Regions from separate parts of the Mus musculus genome. Here regions 1 and 3 are each linked to region 2. Evidence: chromatin loops called from intact Hi-C (ENCODE). Cell type or tissue: left cerebral cortex. All regions are shown on one strand. Links, peaks and the distances in the headings refer to the core of each region. The heading gives the core; the rest is flanking DNA.

Region 1 (6,089 bases), core at 1,756-4,255, 190 kb before region 2:
GAAGAGTCTATGTAAAAGCACGGAAGGACACGGGCACAGCCGTGCTCTGAGCAATCCACCCAAGTGTTCCCTAAACAAGCACTGTGCTCTGCATGCTGTTCTTGAATAATATAACCTTAGGCACGAGACACAAAATACCTTAACACAGGACCAGCAAATCATAGCTCTAGACACCTACTGTGTGCCATGCAAGTTTTTGTGAATCCAATGATAGAGAGCTAGGGTTGGTTAGAGATGCAGATATTGAAACAGACATCTCCGGTGTCATGTAACAAAACAGAAAGGGTTACAAAGCTAAGGTGGCCTCAGAGTGAAAGTGGGAGTTTACCTACCCTGCTTTCAACCATCCTCTCTTGTTGACTTCTTGCTAATCCTTACTATGTAGGAGTAGTGGGTAAGTGAGTCAGAGCTAGCTTCCATTTTATAGAAAGAAAGGTCTGGTTTAACAAACGATTAATACTAGGTAGAAAACATGCCAGGCAAGGAAGCTTAAAAACCACAGGCACAGGCTAGAGGAAGTGTAAGCCTGCTGACCTAGACTCACAGCAGAGGGGGGAAAATATATATTATATATAATAAAGTACTTCCAAGATATAGTGAAGAAAGATAAAAGAATAAGAAAGCTCATGCGATGGCTCAGTAGGCAAAGGTTCTTGACACAACAGCTGAGGTTGTGAACTTGATCCCTAGACTCACATAATAGATGACCAGGTACCGGAAAGATATCCTCTGGCTTCCACATGTATGCCATGGTATGAACATACCCATACATGCACATGCCTATGTACATGCACACACCCACAAAATAGATAAATGAAAATCAGAATTATAATGAAGAGGAGGAATCAGGTAGGATACAGGATGGACAAGAAAGCAGCTCAGCCTCCACTAAGTTGAGTGATTCAAAAATATAGGTGTGACAGCTAAAGAAACTGCTGCCCAGTCATTCAGCAGAGGCTAGACCTAGGCAGCCTGGAAAGAACAATCGCTGTCACTATGGATGGCTCGAATGAGAGACAATCCCTTCTACAAATGTGCAGAAACAACCCATAGGATGCCCGAGGAAAGTCCCTCGGGTGAATAGCTCTAATCAAGTGGCATAAAAATAGTTCCATAAAAGTTGGATATCCTCCCAAAGCAAAGGAAAACAAGCAATTTCCCTGAGCATCTGACACTGAAAGTAATTCTAAAACACCATTTACTACAATTCTCCCTGCCCCCATCAATAATAGAGTTTGTTTTGTTTTGTCCAAATATTACTCTACCTTTCCGTTTCCTCTCACTTAAGGAGACTCATTCTTAAAGCTAATTATTTGGTGTTTATTTCTTAAAAATTCACTAGAGACTTGGAAGAACGTATCCTGCTATCTTAAACTAACTTATAGACAAAGTCAATATTCTCCCCTCCCCTAGACACACACTAAGTAGTGCTAGCAAATGTAAATAAGAGAAGTCATGTTTCTTTCATGGTTTCTGATACAATCCAGTGTTACATGATTTTAACTGTTCAATAAAAGATGTTTCTTAAGCCTGAAAATATCTATGACAAATTATTGAAATTTTAATCCTCTAAGTATTCTACTGATCTATTACTCATAACAGCATAATTTAGTGTCATCATTTAAGCTTGTAGGGAAGTCTACACATTAAAACAACTTTTCAGAATGTCTTGAAACAAGATTTCCTAATAAGCCATAGTTATGAGACACTGGCACTAAGTACTGTGAATTGTTTCCCATTTCTGGATATAAACCATAATTCCATATTTCTTTTCTCATGCTCAAATGGCAGAAGATACCTGAACATATACAATGAGGTCTTCATGAGGCTGTTTCTGTGTCATGCATTGCGAGACACCATAGTAAGCAAAACTACTTTATATTTCAGTGAGAAAAATGTATTTTTATTTTCTGTCTTAAACTGGAACGATCTTACTGTGCAGGTAGAAACAAAATCTACCCATCGACGCACCACACACTTCTATTAAGTAAACATCACAGCACTAAGCTTGCTAAGCGATACATTTAATACTTTATTTATGAGTCTATTTCCTATTAATTTTCTTCTTTTATTGGTTTATTCAGTATACAAAGCATGGGATTTCATTGTGGCCTTTTTGTGTATATGTATGTGTATAGTATACAGTGTTCAGAGTTGCCCACTGCCCTCCCCATCCTGTGGGTCTTCTCTTTCCTTAAAATGGTTTCTCCTTGTGTTTTCACATTGTACAGATCCAGTTGTTCTCTTTGTCTCCACTCCTCTTCTCTTTGGCTCCCTCCTTCCCTCCCTTCTCACAGTCATTTCATTCATACACATATAGAACTCTAGACTGCATATGAGAATGTCTGTTATGTCTTACGGCTGTCCACTGCCATTCATTTCTATGAAAACATCATAATTCTATTCCACTCTATGGAGGAACAAATGTGTAACTACCCAGCATGCACACATCCCGCATGATCTTCATCCATTCACTTGTTGCTAGGCACTGGAACGGCTCCATATCTTGGCTACTGGGTCTAGTAATTATCTCAGCAGTGGGCTGACACAAACTCTTTCCTGTATATACCTGAAGGAGTAGAGCTCAATCATGTGGTATTTCTATTTTTAGGTATGTTGAGGAACCTCCATTCTGACATCCACAGTAGCTTCCCAAGTTTACATTTTCCCAGGTAGTGTATACAGTTTCCTCACCCTCCTGCTCCTCACCAGCATTTGAAATGTTTAGCTATTGTATGTAGCACAACCCTTGAAGTCTTCTGCTAGTCTGCATCCACACCCTTTTGTACAGAGGCTAAGATTCGGACCAGAAAATGTTCAGCTTATCGGTGTTAACTTCTGTCGTTATTTTGCTGTGGGGTTCTAAATGCCAGTACTGCAGCGGAGTTTTTTCCATCTCCCTAAAAGTGCAACAGCTCAAATATTTGAGTATAGTTTCTGAGACTACAAGACTCCTCAAATAAATACATGGACCAGACCATTTAATAATCGGTAAAGGCCAAGTACTAGAGTTGCTTCAGAACTCCAGTTTCATGTCATCGTCCTTTGCCACCCTTGATCACTGCTACCTGACATGATACTTCCTGAAGGGGGACAACAGTCTAGGAAAAACAACAGATTGCTCTTTCTTTCATTATGAACAAAAACTCAAAACTGCTCATCTTGAAGTGTCTCCGAGAGCATGCAATAGAAAAGGTGAGCAGGGCTCCGACTAAGCCTGGCACTAGTCCGAATATAGACAAGAATTATTTTGGAACCGATGACCCTAAAAAACCATTATGATAATTTAAATGTAGGTAATCTATCTTCCTCTAAACCATGCAATATGTTGGAAATCAAGAGGCATCTAATCACTTCTGAGAGCGAGCTGGCAGCCATTTGATTTACCTCAGAAAATGTAAAGTGCTTTTTAAATGCAAAACGAAGGAATAACTCCCAGAAAGCAAAAGAAAGGCTCAGGAAACCCATACCCTGGAATCATGTGACCACACTGGGATGCAGCCCCTCACACAAAACTCACTTAGAGATAACACTGTGGACCCAGGACAGGCTGTCAACTCAGATAGGCCCGGGAGAATGTTGTGATGCCTGGCCATTACCTTCCAATGCATCTCAGTCAATAATAAGAGAAAAGCAGCTTAGAAGCAGTCACACTCACATACCCTTTGTGCAGGCACACTTTGCTCTGGTCCCAGCAGTGGCTGGAACTTTGCAGTTTGTATACTCTGGGGCTTTGAGCAGCTCCTCCATCCTCGGAGGAAAGCCCGCATGAGGGCCACAAGCTGGACTCTTAGGTCCTGGCGTCCTTGAATTGCTCCCGAGTGAAGGATGCCACCCAGCTGCCCAGGGCTGGCGGCCTTGCGTGGGAGACAGTCGCCCACGCCTCGCACGTTCCCACTGCGGGACCACAGAGCTCAGCCATAGCTGCTCCCTGACCGCTATCCCTCCCGGGAGTCCCTTCCTCGCTTCTCCCCAGCGTGGGAACAGTGATCTTGCTTCCCAGGGGTGAACGAGATCAGGGGAGGGTGTGGGAAAGGATTTAGCCAAGACTTGGTAGAGGGCTGTATGCACAGGGAGTCCCGGCCGGCCAGCGAGGGCACCGCTATCACTTACTTAGTGATATCCAGACCTGGGGACCGCAACCTCCTGGAGCTGCCACCCAGCAGAGCACAGCCGCACTAGATCACAGATGAAGGGCGGTGGCGCTGGTGATGGACTGAGAGGTGACACTGGAGTCGCACCTGTCGGTCCCGAGCGGGTTCACCCAGGGCACTCAAGGCCACACAGAGCACATCATGGTTAACCTGCGCTAGTGGCGCGGAGGGACCCACGAAACACCCCCAGAGCTGGTTCCCACCGTGCTGTAGTCACTTCTCGCCTTTGTTTTTCCCTGCCATGACCCAAAGAATTCTAGTCTGTCTCTTCCCTGCCGCACAGGACTTCTTCCCACGTCTCAGTACCGTGCCTCGTCCCCTTCTCCAGTCCCCAAACAGTAGAAAAGCAAACAGCTGAGCGAACCCACCATGATGCGATCACAGGAGGCCAGGGGCATCGGGCCAAAGGTGTCTTTGCTCCGCTGGCTCCCCAGGCTGTGCACTGCTGCTCTTCGCCTTGGGGTCCGGTCCGGCTGGCAGGCACTGGAGGAGGGCTGCCTAGAAGGCGGTGTGTGAGAAACCCGCGGCTCTGAGTCCCTCCCACTTCTCCCAGGCTCAGCTAGAGAACTGAGTCTGCTCCCGCCCAGTCGCCATCCTCCAAACCACCAAAGGCAGACACACACACACACACACACACACACACACACACACACACACACACACACACACACACACATAGCAGGGAAGGGGACAAGGAAGAGAAAAAAAGAGACTCTAAGAAAAGTTGAAAAGTTGGCACATTAAAACTAAAAACATTTTCTCTAGTACAAGCTGGTGCAGAACCACTGTAGTTTCCTGAATCTGAAACCTGGTGGGGAACTTTCTTTCTCCTTGGGTGGCTTTGGTGGCCTGGCTTTTAGGTTTGAGGCTACTCTACTCATTTCAAAGGTAATTTTGTGGTCACAAGAATATTTTTTTTTTTTTGAGTAAGGTCTTGCCTCTATTTGGTTCACTACACTCAGCCCTATTTGCTGTTAATGCATGTGTGTGTGCATAACTGTTCTTTTATTTTTAAATCATTGTTCATACACACATATGTGTACACACAAAAATGCACACACACACACACACACACACACACACACTTACTCCTGGTGTCTTTTTAATCCTCCAAGTCCAAGAAGTCTAAGACAAAAAGTTATCTTGACATATCTACTTTCGACTCATCATCGACTCTGGTCTCACTGAGGAGGCCCCACTCATATGAGAAACGTTTTGTCCAGTGAAAACAACCATAAGAATTGTCCTAAAGAATGGATGGGAGTAGACAGAAACAGAATTAGCCAGAAATGCCAAGACAGCTACAGGAACCAGGGAAACTTTGGCCTTAAGATGGAACCAAACCTCGTAGGTCCTTTGCTGGTTCTGTTTTGGGTTTTGTTGTTATTTTCTTGTCATTTCCAAAGCTTCTCTTACTCCCAGAGCAATTCATGAACTTCTCTTAGTTCAGCAGGAAAAGTGAAATCTATTCTCAGACCATGAACGTAAGGCCCAAAAGGAAACAAAAACAAAGGGACTCATAATGTAAAGCAGCCAGCCCTATCAGTTTTAAAGTAAATAAAACATGACAGAAACATTCATGTGGGGGGGGGGGCATCCCTCTGACAGATAAAATGTTTCTGAAATAATGGTGTCAGTGTGGGATCTTGAAGGGCCCTTCAGTTTTGCAAGAGGATATGTGGAAGGAACTGCTTGTTGGTAGCAGAGGAGACTGAACAAAGGGCCACAGGCAGGTGGCAAGGTGGTGGTGTGGTGGCCAGGAGATAAGATGGGGTAGAAGGTAAAGGTGAGTGGAGTGCAGGAGGATGCAGAGGGCACAGGGTGCTGTCTCTGCTGTACTGTTCATGTAAGGACTCCTGAGCTACCTTTCTACACTGATGTCCCTCTTTCCCATGGTCCTTCCCTTCTGAGATAGGACGTGCTGAGCAGATAAGG
Region 2 (6,089 bases), core at 1,429-3,928:
CAATCTTTGCAGTTCTCAGAAACCTGGGAATAGTTCTACCTCAAGACCCAGCTAGTATACTCCTTGACATATACCCAAAAGATGATCCACCATCCCACATAGACACTTGCTCAACTATGTTTATAGCAGCTTTATTCATAGTAGCCAGAAACTGGAAACAACCTAGATGTCCCTCAACTGAAGAGTGGATCAAGAAAATGTACTATATCTATACAGTGGGATACTATTCAGCCTTGAAAAATAAAAACATCACTAATTTTGCAGGCAAATGGATGGAACTTGAGAATATCATCCTGAGTGAGGTAGCCCAGTTGCAAAAGCATATGCATGGTATATACTCATTTATAAGTGGATATTAGCCATAAAATGCAAGATACCCATGTTGTACTCCACAGACCTAAAAAAGCTAAACAAGAAGGAACATCCAAATGAGGATATTTGAATCTCACTCAGAAGAGGGAAGAAAATAGTCATGGGGGCATATGAAAGGTGGAAGAGGGAATGAGAAGGGATATGGAGGAGGAATGGGGAGATTCAGGATCAGATGTGAGAAGGTATAGGAGAGATGGCCAGATAGCAGGAATGGGGAGATAGGGAACATCTAGAAGTTATGGTAGAGACTTGCCATATGGGAGGCACCTAAGAATCAATGGGGGTGTCCATAGCTGAGACTCATAGCAGTGGGGATATGAAACTTTAAGAGACTACTTCCTGTACCTATGCAGGAACCCTAGTGGAATGATAGAAACTTTCACAAAACTTTCAACCCAAATTTTATCCTGTTTACAAGAAATGCAGGAAGGGGGCTAACTGATAAGTGGCCCAACTTGAGACCCATCCCATGGGTGAGCATCAATCCCCAATGATACTCTGTTACGCTTGAAGACAGGGGTCTAACATGGCTGTCCTATGAGAGGCTCCACCAAGCACCTGACTCAGAGGGAGGCAGAGACCCACAGCCAAACAGTGATGGAGCTTGGGGACTCCTGTGGAAGAAATGGGCTTGTAGGGCCCAAAGCAGGTAGGAACTCCATAAGAAGACCAACAGAATCAAATAACCCGGAACCCTGGGGCTCTCAGAGATGGGCTGTACCTACCCCTACTCCCTAAACAAATGTAGCAGATGTATAGCTTGGTCTTCATATGGGTTCTGAGCACCTAGAGCAGGGGCTATCACAAAAGCTGTTGCCTGTCTCTGGGATATGTTCTTCTAGCTGGTCTGCCTTGTGTGGCCTCAGTGGGAGCAGATGTACCAAGACTTGATGTGCCAGGGAGAGGGCATACCCAGGGGAGAAGGGAAAAGGACTGTTGGAAGGGGTGACCAACAGAAGGAGCAGTGAGTGGGATGTAAATTAAGTAAGTAAGTAAATAAATAAATAAATAAATGAATAAATAAATTAAATAATTATAGATGCCTTAGAAAGAAAATCCCTTTTTCCTGAGAACTCCTAAGGCAGTTACCAAGACTCCTTACATGAGAAGCACTAGCTGGTAATATTTTGCCTCCTCAAAGACCTTAAAACCCTTAAGAACTCATAAAGCCTGGAAAGGGATGGCCCTGGAGCCTACGCTTCATTAGTTTCATGATAAATCTGTTTGGTTTGCATTAATTAGTTTATGCTAATATGAAGAACCAAGTATTTCTTAGGTCTTCTATTCAGTGCACAGGAGATGCACAGCTGGAAAAGCCTAGAGAGATAGCAGCTTGAGACACAGAGTGGGAACGACAGCAGCCTGGCCGGGTTTGCTTTATACATGTTATACACCGGTGGGTTTTCCAACCTTTCTCAGAATGTAGCAAGTGAAGGCATTGCTCAGAGGACATTGCTTCTCCACATCTCACTTCCTCTAACTTCAGAGTCTGTCATACTTTAAATCTTTCCTTTTAAATACACAAAAGCTTATTTTATCTGTACCAGAACATATCATAGAAAGTATCTTTAATAAACAGATATGCAAATATACCGGTTTTCAAACTCATTTGCATTTAATATCTTTATATATTATACTAGAAATATTCAATAACTCTCAGTAATAAATAATAATAATAATAATGAAGAAGAAAAAAATAAAGTTGGGAGGGAACAAAGAAAGAGAAAACAGTTTGGTAAAAGTTGAAAGGAGGTGGTGGGTAATAAGATCAAAAGATATTGTTTAAATGCACTTTTCTAAAACCTCTTAAAACAACAGTTTCAAACAAACTTGTGTGATCACAATGACTACGTAATGGCAGCCCAGCAATGCCACCTGGGCTTGAGTGTCTGGAGTGTAGTAAAGGGGACAGAGTTCTCTGCGTTGTCTGCTGTGAGCATAGCCCAGGCTCTGCTCTTGAGTCGGGATCCTAGTTTCTGGTCCTTGGTGGGCTCATGATGTCCTCACTGAAAATGATCCTACATTAAAGGACCTTTTTGAGTTATGCAAACCTCTAAACTAGAATTTCAGAGGACAAAGTCTGCCATTCTCTGAGCAAATGTCAGGGTCCCGTGCTTCTTCCTTCCTCTCCAGAGCTGGGGGTGGGGGTGGGGGTGGGGGAGTGGGTGTCCGTCTAAGCAGGCAGGCAATGAAATTCTGTTGAATCAGGAATCTTACGTTCTCAGTCCTAAACGTGATATCCTAAACTTAAGTAGCATGTGCTCTTTTCGTTAGTACACGGCAGTGAGACAAAAATAAAAAGATGGTCAAAGGACAAATTCTGTTTTCCTTTAGAGACCTTTCCCCTAGAAATGGTTCATTAGACAAAGAGAAAACTAGGAACTAATGACCGACTGTTCCTCAGGCGCAGTCGCTGCAGCATTGCGTTATACTGCCCCCTGGAGGTTATCTGCTGCCGTTGCACAAGTTCACGCTGTTGAAATAAAAAAAAACGTTGTGTGCTCAACAATTGGCCAGGGAAATGTTTTCAAGTGTTTCTGTTGTTATTTTGTTTTGGTTTTGTTTATGTTTTAGAGTCGCGAGAGAGCTTATAGGAATTCCTGAAGCTTTTTGAGACATTAAGAAACCTCTTCCTGTTAGAATTCAGACTGCATTTAAATTTTGGATGACAGAAAATACATACAGCAGTATTGCTTACATTTGAGTACGTCAGCTTCTGGAGGTACATTGTCTCCATATGAATGTTGGAGATATATTGGAAGAAATGAAAGTAGGAGGAAGATGGGACATGAAAAGGCAAACAAAGGCAGAGCTGGTGAAAGAGGGAGAACTTAGAGTATAAAGTATCCAGTCTGAACTGTAAGGCTCCAGTATCACTAGTTTCTTTCTATCAGGCACAGTGCTGGACCACAGCCGTCCAGCCCCACAGCAAGCTACCCAGCCTACTCACCCAGCGTCCCTGTGCCAGGTCAGCACCTCCTCACTGCTCCTCTCTTCAGAACCGGATGATCCAGGAGAGAGATGGGTGCTTTACAAGGAAGAGTGCAGTGGGGCCTCACTGCGGGGAAAGGTGTGATTGTGCCTACAGGATTGAGTCAAGAGAAGATTCCAGAAAGACAGTTACTAAACGTGAATATAAGTATAAAAACTGTGCAAACTATAAACACTGTATAAAAACATACAATAATTCACACTTTCTTCATATGGGCTTCAGGTCAAATACATTTCCTTGCATGCAATTATTTAACATACAAGAAAAGAAATTCTAGATATTTGTTGAGTCCCACGGGGCATTTTGACACATCTCTTCATTTTGTCATGTTTAAGTGCAATGAAACTTCAATTGGATCTTTATATCAAGACATTCAAAATCCTTCTGTCTATGTTTTTGAAGTTATTATTAAGTCACCTGCTCTGGAAGAACAGACCAGAATACTTGATACTGTCTAATTATCACATAGTGTCCCATCCCTGGCCTTTTCTGGAAGGCTTTACTATCTGATTAAACAGTTTAGCCCAATCAGAAAACAGTTAAACCTTACATTAGAGCCATTTGCTTGTAACAATGTTCAATCTACATATACCTGTAGATAGACACTCTTCCTACCACTAATCAGCCACACTTTCATAGGCAAATTATAGAGAGAAGGGGAGAGATGGAGAGGGAAATGGAGAGGGAGACTGAGATGGAGAGGGACACAGAGGAGAATGTTGTATAGAATAAATTCATATATTTACCAGTAAGCTGAGGCAGATCTTTAGACTTTTCTAAGGTGATTTTTATGAAATTTACGTTGGCTAACAAAATTTTTATTGAATTGGAAAATCTCTCAGAATCTTTCTCCATGCAAAGGAAATGAATAGTACTTCTTTTTAAAAAAAACATAATGATGCTTTATGAGACAATCAGTGTCTTATTCATAGCATCTAGAAAACACATTTATTCTTCACCCCAAACCTAGCCTTGTACTTAGCTCATTTGATTTGGAGAAGTTTAACCCCAAGATTTGAGAGAACAGAGTCCTGGCTATACATTAAATGGTGAGGTAAGCCTATTCCCACCATCTGCATCTTCCTCCCCACAGTGATGAACAGCTGTGCAGCTCCACTTCCTGCTGTCAGTCAAGCCACCAATGAGATCCCCCAGAAAAAGTGAGAAGACAGCTCAGAGCATTTGCATTGGCTTAAGTTCTTCTTATGTGCTGAAGACTAGTTTTCCCCACGATTAACTTTCTGTTATTGTTTTTATTATTTTTTTTATCTTTTCTTGGCTTTTAAATTGTTTGTCTGTTTTGAGACAGGGTTTCTCTATGTAGTCCTGGCTGCCCTGGAACTTACTATGTAAACCTCAAACTCAGAGAGGTCCCCGTGTTCTACCTCTGAAATTCTGGGATCAAAACAATGACCACTACATCTGGCTGACTTTTCAAATTTTATCTGAGATTCTTTTTTATACTCTATTCTGATCATGATTTGCCTCTCCCCGAACTCCTGTCGGATCCTCCTTGCCCACTCAACCCTATGAACAAACAAAAACAAAGTCAACAACAACGACAACAAAAAAACAAAACACACACACACACACACCAGAAACGTACAAGCAAAAGACCAATAAAACAAAAACAAAAAATGCCCAAACAAAACAAAATGAAGCAAAAAGTCTACAATGATATCATTGAGTTTGTTATTTGCTGGCCAACAACTCCTGTGGATAAGGCCTACTCTGAAGTGTAGTTATTATATCTAAGGAGATTCTATTGGGGGAAACAAACTTTTGCTTTGTCAGTAATATCAACTGCAGATGGTTCCTTTGTTGGGCTGGGCCCTGTGTCTACTTCCCCTCCAAGCACTGGGACCCCATCCATCTTGAACTTGCACTGTTAATTTTTTAACTTTGAGACTCCTGATTTTATGTTTTATGTTTCAGGGTACCCAACTTCTAATAACTACACAAGTAAGCCTGCATGGAGGAGGTGACTTTAAAGCTTGTTTTGAATTACAATATTGCTCAAATATGAAGTTAGGGCTTGGCTTGCTCAGCAATACTGATGTAAGTCAAACAAGTTGGGTTAAATGACATCCTTTATAATAGATGATGGTTTCCTGCCAAAGGATTACATTTCCCAGCTTCCCTTGCAGATACAGTGGTCCTCTCACCCCTATGAAGCACAATCCATCTACCTCTGGAGATATCAGCTTCATCAGGAGGCATTTTGGCCATCTGTATGGATAGGTGACAAAGATGGCCCTCATTAGCCTAAAGTTAGACCAAGCCTCTTTTCTTTCTTTCTTTCTTTCTTTCTTTCTTTCTTTCTTTCTTTCTTTCTTTCTTTCTTTCTTTCTTTCTTTCTTTCTTTCTTTCTTTCTTTCTCTCTCTCTCTCTTTCTTTTCTTTCTTTCTTTCTTTTCTTCTTCTTCTTCTTCTTCTTCTTCTTCTTCTTCTTCTTCTTCTTCTTCTTCTTCTCCTTCTCCTTCTCCTTCTCCTTCTCCTTCTCCTTCCTCTCTTTCTCTCTTCTCTCTCTCTCTCTCTCTCTCTCTCTCTCTCTCTCTCTCTCTCTCTCTCTCTCTCCAGCTGGTTTTTGTTCTTGTTTGTTTTATAATATAAAAATAGATAAATGCCTGATATTTGCAAATACTTTGAAAGTTATTTGTTTGCTTGCTTTTGCTTAACTTTGCTTTGTTTCATTCTTGGCTGCTACTTTGGGGGAAAATTATATA
Region 3 (6,089 bases), core at 1,310-3,809, 340 kb before region 2:
ATCACAAGAGTTGTCTTCTGGTATAAAAATGAAGAGAGTACAAGACTGGAACAAATCACTTAGTCACTCATCAAGTATTTGCAGATTGTCTCCTACTTGCTATCTATTTTTCTAATGAGTATAGTAGATAGCAAGCTAAGCAGGCTAAATGTTCAGCCTCATAGACCTTCCATTGTCTGCCCCTGTTCCTGAGCTGCCTCCTCTGTTAAATGAGCTAGGCTTGTGCCAGGACACAAGGGTTGATATTGAATACTAAGGTCACTCTCTACTTTACATTTTCACTTCGGATATGTGAATTGGTTTTAATTAGATATGATACGACATATTGACTAATTTCTTCTTATTTGTGCCCTATAAAAGTAAAACAGAATATGCACATGATGTTTCTGGCAGCTAAGTGTGTATGAACAAGATCTGAGAAAGATCAAGCCAGGCCCATCCCCAATATAGATGTGGGAGGGGCTCATGAAGTCCACATCCTCCCCAGCTAAGAAACGTTTAGCGACTGGTGGCTCCGGGATAGAGGGAGTCAGCTCTATTCAGTGATGGTGGGCTCTGGTGGGCTATCCACGCTCTGATGGACATCCCTACACCCATGCATAAACTGACAGCACTAAGTGGACTTGGGTTTAGAAAAGTATACATAAACGTGAGTGGGAAAATTGGTGAGGAGAAGATAGGAAAAATTGGAACTGAGGAACTGGGGTACCAAAAATTAGTATATGCATCTATAAAATTAAAATCAATAAAAGAAAAATAATCCATCAGACTGACATTTCAAGAATAGCAACTAACGTCGAAATAAAACAAGCCACAAAAAACCCTCTGTGACCAACATGAAATTTAAGCTTTTAAAAGAAATTTATTCATTTTAATTTAAAGTGGTTTTTATATAAAGAATGCTGTAACAAAAACATTACCTGTACTCGCCAGCTATAAGAACTTGATTCTACAAAGAGTACACATGGAGGGACTCATGACTCCAGCTGCATATGTAACAGAAGTTGGCCTTGTCTGGCATCAAAATAAGGGGAGGCCCTTGGTCCTGTGAAGGCTCGATACCCCAGTGTAGGGGGATGCCAGGGTGGGGAGGCAGAAATGAATGGGTGGGTGGGGAAGCACCCTTATAGAAGCAGGGGAATGGGATAGGGGATTTGAGGATAAACAATCAAGGGGATAAACATTTGAAATATAAATAAATAAATAAAATATCCAATTAAAAAACACTTAGTTCTAATAGTTTTAATTTAATGGCATTTCAGACCCAAATTGATAGATACACTGTTAAATTGTTATTCTCTTACACACATGGTAAGCTGATAACTTATTTTCCAAAGTTATTAAGAACAAACCAAACATCTATCTTAAGTATATGTAAATATATATATATATATATATATATATATATATATATATATATATATGTGTGTGTGTGTGTGTGTGTGTGTGTTCTGAATATAACAGAAAAGATGAAGGCAGGGAAAAAGAAAGAAGAGGAAGACAAGGAGAAGGAGTAAGCAGGAGGAGGAGGGGGGGGAGGAGCAAAGAAGAAGGGCAAGAAGGGACAGGCATTCTCTCAAAGAGAAAATAAAACATAAAATTTTACTTCAAATCAAAATTGCCAAGTAGGAGCCAAATGACAGAGTACCTGACTTGGCAGTGAAACATTTGCTTAGTTTTAGCAGAAACCTGGCTTCCTTTGCCACACTCACAACAGGAAAGAGTAGTGAAAACATATGAATATGTCAAAAGTAGAATTAAAAAAATTATCCTTCAATAACTAAATAGCTAACACAAACTGTATCTCTGTTACTGGGGCTGGGCCAGAGTAAATACAGTCCTCTAGACAGTGCTCATTGATTCTAAGGATCGCTCATGCCCAGAATCTAAGTGAAAGGGCAGTTGGGTTTGCTGTCTACTTTTCTGTCCAGCATGCTTTATTTAATCTTTTATTATTTGTCTGCATTAATAAGTCATCCTTTGCTGTTGGTGCTACAAGTGCATAAAGGGAGATAATGATGACTCAGAATTCTCTCAGTTCTCCCGGGATTGGCTTTATTAGGCGATTCTGTAGCTTTCTTTACGTTTACTGGGAAATGGGGTGGGGCAGGGAAGAGGGGCTTACAAGTCTATCTTCTGTCACATAGGCTTATTCCACATAGCATCACCATCAGAGAAAGAAAGTGTGAGCATCTATGTTTAATTTTAATTGAGTATCTTAGAAAGTGAAAAGGCCAGGTTTACAAAAGAACAAGTTATATCTGTGAGAAGAATCCTTGGTCTTGATTTCAAATAATAAAGTGAGGAAAAATGGAGAGGGAATTGTAACTACATAAACAAGTTGAAATTCAAATTTAATTCAGTCACTAGGAGGGAGGAGCAGAAGCAAGAGTGACTTCTTGACAAAACCAAACCATGTAAGCCCAGCTTCAAGTTATGGTATTGGAGTTTCCCAATAGATGTCCAATGTTGAAGGGAAAAAATGCTTGTGAAATATTACCATGACAAAGGCATCAGGCTCTAGCGGAGAAACATGTAATTACTGTGTGTGGTCAACAGATGGCAGCATTTATACATATGGATGCATATCAGGGTTTATTAATAATATTAATGGTAAGTTCTCAAAGGTGTTACTATAAAAAAGGTGGCCTTTGTGATTTGGCAAATTTATATTATTTTATTAGTGCTTCTTTTTTAGTTAGTATCTTTTTTCTTTTGTAACATTATTCTTCTATTTCCACTGGTCACTTTGTTACAGTTGTATCTCTTTTATGAAAGAAACTTCAAAACAACGATACTTCACGTCCACAAACACACACACACACACACACACACACACACACACAAACACACACACACATACACACAATCACAATCAAAATTTGATTTCTATGAAGCTGAACAAAACGTGAAGAGACTGTCACCTGGGTATCCACTGGTATGATCAGAGGCCACTGTGAGGTCACAGCTTTTCTTCTTTCTTTGTTTCTTTGTTTCTTTCCTCCTTTCTTTTTCAGAAAGTGGGTTTCAATTGTGCTATCTGGGTTTTAATCTATCATGGCCTCTTGCCAGTCTGTAAATGCCCATAGCTGGTTCTGTCCGTGTTTTTTGATTTACAGATTAAGTGCTTCATGAGGCTTAACATAGCAACACAAATATTTAAATTGCCCCTACAGTTTACAACCTTAAGTGCTGTATTTTATATAAAAGGCACAAAATGAATATTGTTATTGAAAAAATTGGATGCACCAGAGGACTTCGGATCACTGAGATCAAAACATGGAACATACTGAGAAATCACAAGTGCACGCGGAGAAAGGTAGGAGATCCTTAAACAGCAACATCCGCCATTCCTAAATACCGGAAATAAGCAGAGAGCAGGGGGTAGGCTTCATCCTTGGAAAACTCTATTCTCATTATTATGTTCACAGTAACAAATATGAGTTTTAAAATGAATAATACAGTTTTAGTAGCAAAAGAATAACTTATGAGGACTCAAAATACTACAAAAATATTACTATATGTTAAAATCGACTTTTGTTGTTTCTTTGTTTCTACACAGTATGCTTGCTTTCCTAACGTTTCTATAATGACCAACCTTTTTAATGAAACTTTTTGTTTATCCACCTGATGAAATGTACTTCTATGAGGGAAGTTCAAAGCCTCAGTTGTGTGGATTGGTGGTCTGCACTGCCCATTTTGGGCTTCCTGACAGGCATATATCACTCTGTAGGTTCTCAATTTGAAATACTCAAAAGGAAAAAAAAAAACCACTATGTTTCTAACAAATAGTAGGAAATGCTTCAGTAAGGTTAACACAACTGGCAATGTTTCTATCTTAATTTAAAGAGTTGACATCTGAAATGTATTATTTGGGTAGTGTTTGCAGCCAGCTGCACTGTGTCTGGCCAGGGACTTATTCCTAGATTACTCTTCTCACTAATAGCCCATGTCCCCTCAGTAGGAAAGGTGAGAGTTGCTAGGGACTGGGCTGTTTCTTTAATCAGGGTAAAGCCTTCACAAATGCGTCCAAGCAATGGTTAAGGAATAAGAATAGGTCACAGTTAAGCTTATTTTGTTAAGTAATATTGTTTTTTTTTTCAGCCTTCTGATTTTATCTGAAGCTTTGACAGTTTTTTTTAAATATGTGCTGATTAACCTGATACTAAAAGAAACATTAAGTAATGCTATTATAGACGATAGCACAATTCCAGAACGTCAGAATGATATAAACATGATAATATAGTTTGTAATATCTTTAAGAGTGTAACAGTATTTGTGGATGCTCATGTACATTGCACGAAATGGGAAACTTTAGAAAATGCATTTTATATCATTAGCTTTTCCAAACTGAAAAAAAAATATTGATTGGAAACTAGTAAGCTATTAAACTAAACTTAATGATGAGAAAATATTGGAGCTTTTTTGGAAGAATGTTAATACTGCATTATTGACAAAATGATATTTATTGAATTAAAACAAGGATTTAAAATTCAAATAACTTCATTGTGAGAATTTATTGGCTTTCAGAGATCTCATCTCTTTCTTTTGTTTCTGAGATCTGTGTTATTTTTATTAGTATCATTTGTGTGTGTGTGTGTGTGTGTGTGTGTGTGTGTGTGTGTGTGTGTGTAGGATGTGAGCTGGCTGCCTAGGTGCCACTGCACAGGTACGGAGCTCAGAGGACAAATCTAGGTAAGGGGTTCTCTCCTTCATCCTTTCCATGGGTTTCAAAGATAGGACTTAGCTCATCCAGCTTGCATAGCTAACTCCCTTACCCAATAAGAGACAGTCACCTAGTCAGCTTGCTTGCCCAAGCACTCATTTTGGAAGCAGGAACTTTAAATCATTCCTTAAACCCCTGAATATTTAACCATTTCCTCTATCACTACAAGCAAAGTAAAAATATTGAATAATGTTGAGTACTTCTACTGATCCATGTTACACACTGAATGCTCTCTGAGCATTACACTATTTAACGTGAAAAGCCAGAAGGCAGATGTTATTGCTGCCAGTTAATAGAAGAAGCAGAAGGAGAATGCAGACATGGCTGAAGTTGCCTAGGTTACGGGAGAGGAGACTGAGAGCAGAAGTTGAAGCCTCTGATTGCAGATGGACCTCATCCCATTAACTTGACAGAGAGGCTTGGCATCTATTATCACCAAATCAAAAGAACAGTAACCTAAGGGAAATTCTGGATGACTATTTTCTATATCATCAAATATATTTTAGTGAAACTTTCACTGGCCTTTACAAACCAATATCAATAATCATTACTTAATTTATTAATAGGAATTTCAAAAGTACCAGCTCGTTTTCTAAGAAGGTAGGAAGCTGATCAAGTCACCGAACTGCAAACCTGACATTCTGATGAGCCAACAGAGGAGTAAAACAGTTTTGCTCAAAACATACAATGCACAGACATCACAACACCAAAAATAACAGCAAGGTGACAAAGATTAGCTGTGGAACTTGTTGTGTGTGACTTCATTTAGGACTCTTGGGAGAATAAGCCTAATCCAACTCAAGGAACTCTGTGGTTTCCTGGGGTGAAAGACTAATTAAAAGCTAGGACTATTTTTAAAAGTAATGAGCTGTCACGAACAACTCATTTGAAGCTGGACTTAATGACATACCGATATGTTTCTGCTATCAGTATCTCTTTCTTAACCAGAGCTGGTATCAGATGGCCCTAGCTTATTAGCAGTAGATTTACCTAATTGGTGCTTTTCCTGATATCTGAATAAACCATCTACTGGAAAAAGATTCTGGGGGCCTTTACAAACTTCATATTAGAAAGATAACCTGCTTAGTCACTTCTGACTTGTAGGTTTTATGAATAGCTTTTTATAACTCATTTACTTGTTTTTGTTTGTTTGTTTGTTTGTGTGTTTCTATTTTGTGGGCACTAGGACTCTTAGGAAAGATAAAACGTTACCTCTCAAAGAGACCACTGCCATCTCCAACTGACCGGAAGAAGTTCGATCAAGACTTTGCCATGTCCACTTCCTTTCATGGGATACATAATATTGCCCAGAACCAGAACAAAGTTCGAAAGGTGATCTGGCTGGCTGTGGTGCTGGGCTCTG

What was found. Peaks named below come from ENCODE experiments on the same cell type or tissue, not always from the same donor. Only the 100,000 strongest peaks of a DNase experiment are listed, where the experiment ranks them.
Region 1: a loop joins it to region 2, with 5 times the contacts of the local background. A loop is called at or near these places in 7 of 42 quality-filtered maps.
Region 3: it touches region 2 in a loop (2.9-fold over the local background); 7 of 42 quality-filtered maps call a loop at or near these places.

What each region holds. Positions count from the first base shown.
Region 1 is chr3:82,141,150-82,147,238 of GRCm38, forward strand. Gucy1a1 (guanylate cyclase 1, soluble, alpha 1) reads right to left here and starts at 4,797. Exons shown (of 9, transcript NM_021896.6): 1 at 4,523-4,797. Gm29921 (a long non-coding RNA gene) reads right to left here. Exons shown (of 9, transcript XR_867373.2): 8 at 5,499-5,619; 9 at 5,249-5,400. In left cerebral cortex, for the core only: a CTCF peak has its summit at 3,078; DNase peaks (open chromatin) are centred at 2,399, 3,461, 3,652, 3,949 and 1 more place; H3K4me3 peaks cover 2,311 bases; H3K27ac peaks cover 1,283 bases.
Region 2 is chr3:82,331,028-82,337,116 of GRCm38, forward strand. No RefSeq gene overlaps it. Among named protein-coding and RNA genes, the nearest start is that of Map9, 24 kb to the right of the region's middle. In left cerebral cortex, for the core only: a CTCF peak has its summit at 2,821 (motif pointing left); a DNase peak (open chromatin) is centred at 2,784; H3K4me3 peaks cover 211 bases.
Region 3 is chr3:81,993,672-81,999,760 of GRCm38, forward strand. Asic5 (acid-sensing (proton-gated) ion channel family member 5) reads left to right here and starts at 3,251. Exons shown (of 10, transcript NM_021370.2): 1 at 3,251-3,319; 2 at 5,913-6,089. The coding sequence starts at 3,280. In left cerebral cortex, for the core only: a CTCF peak has its summit at 2,552 (motif pointing right); a DNase peak (open chromatin) is centred at 2,538.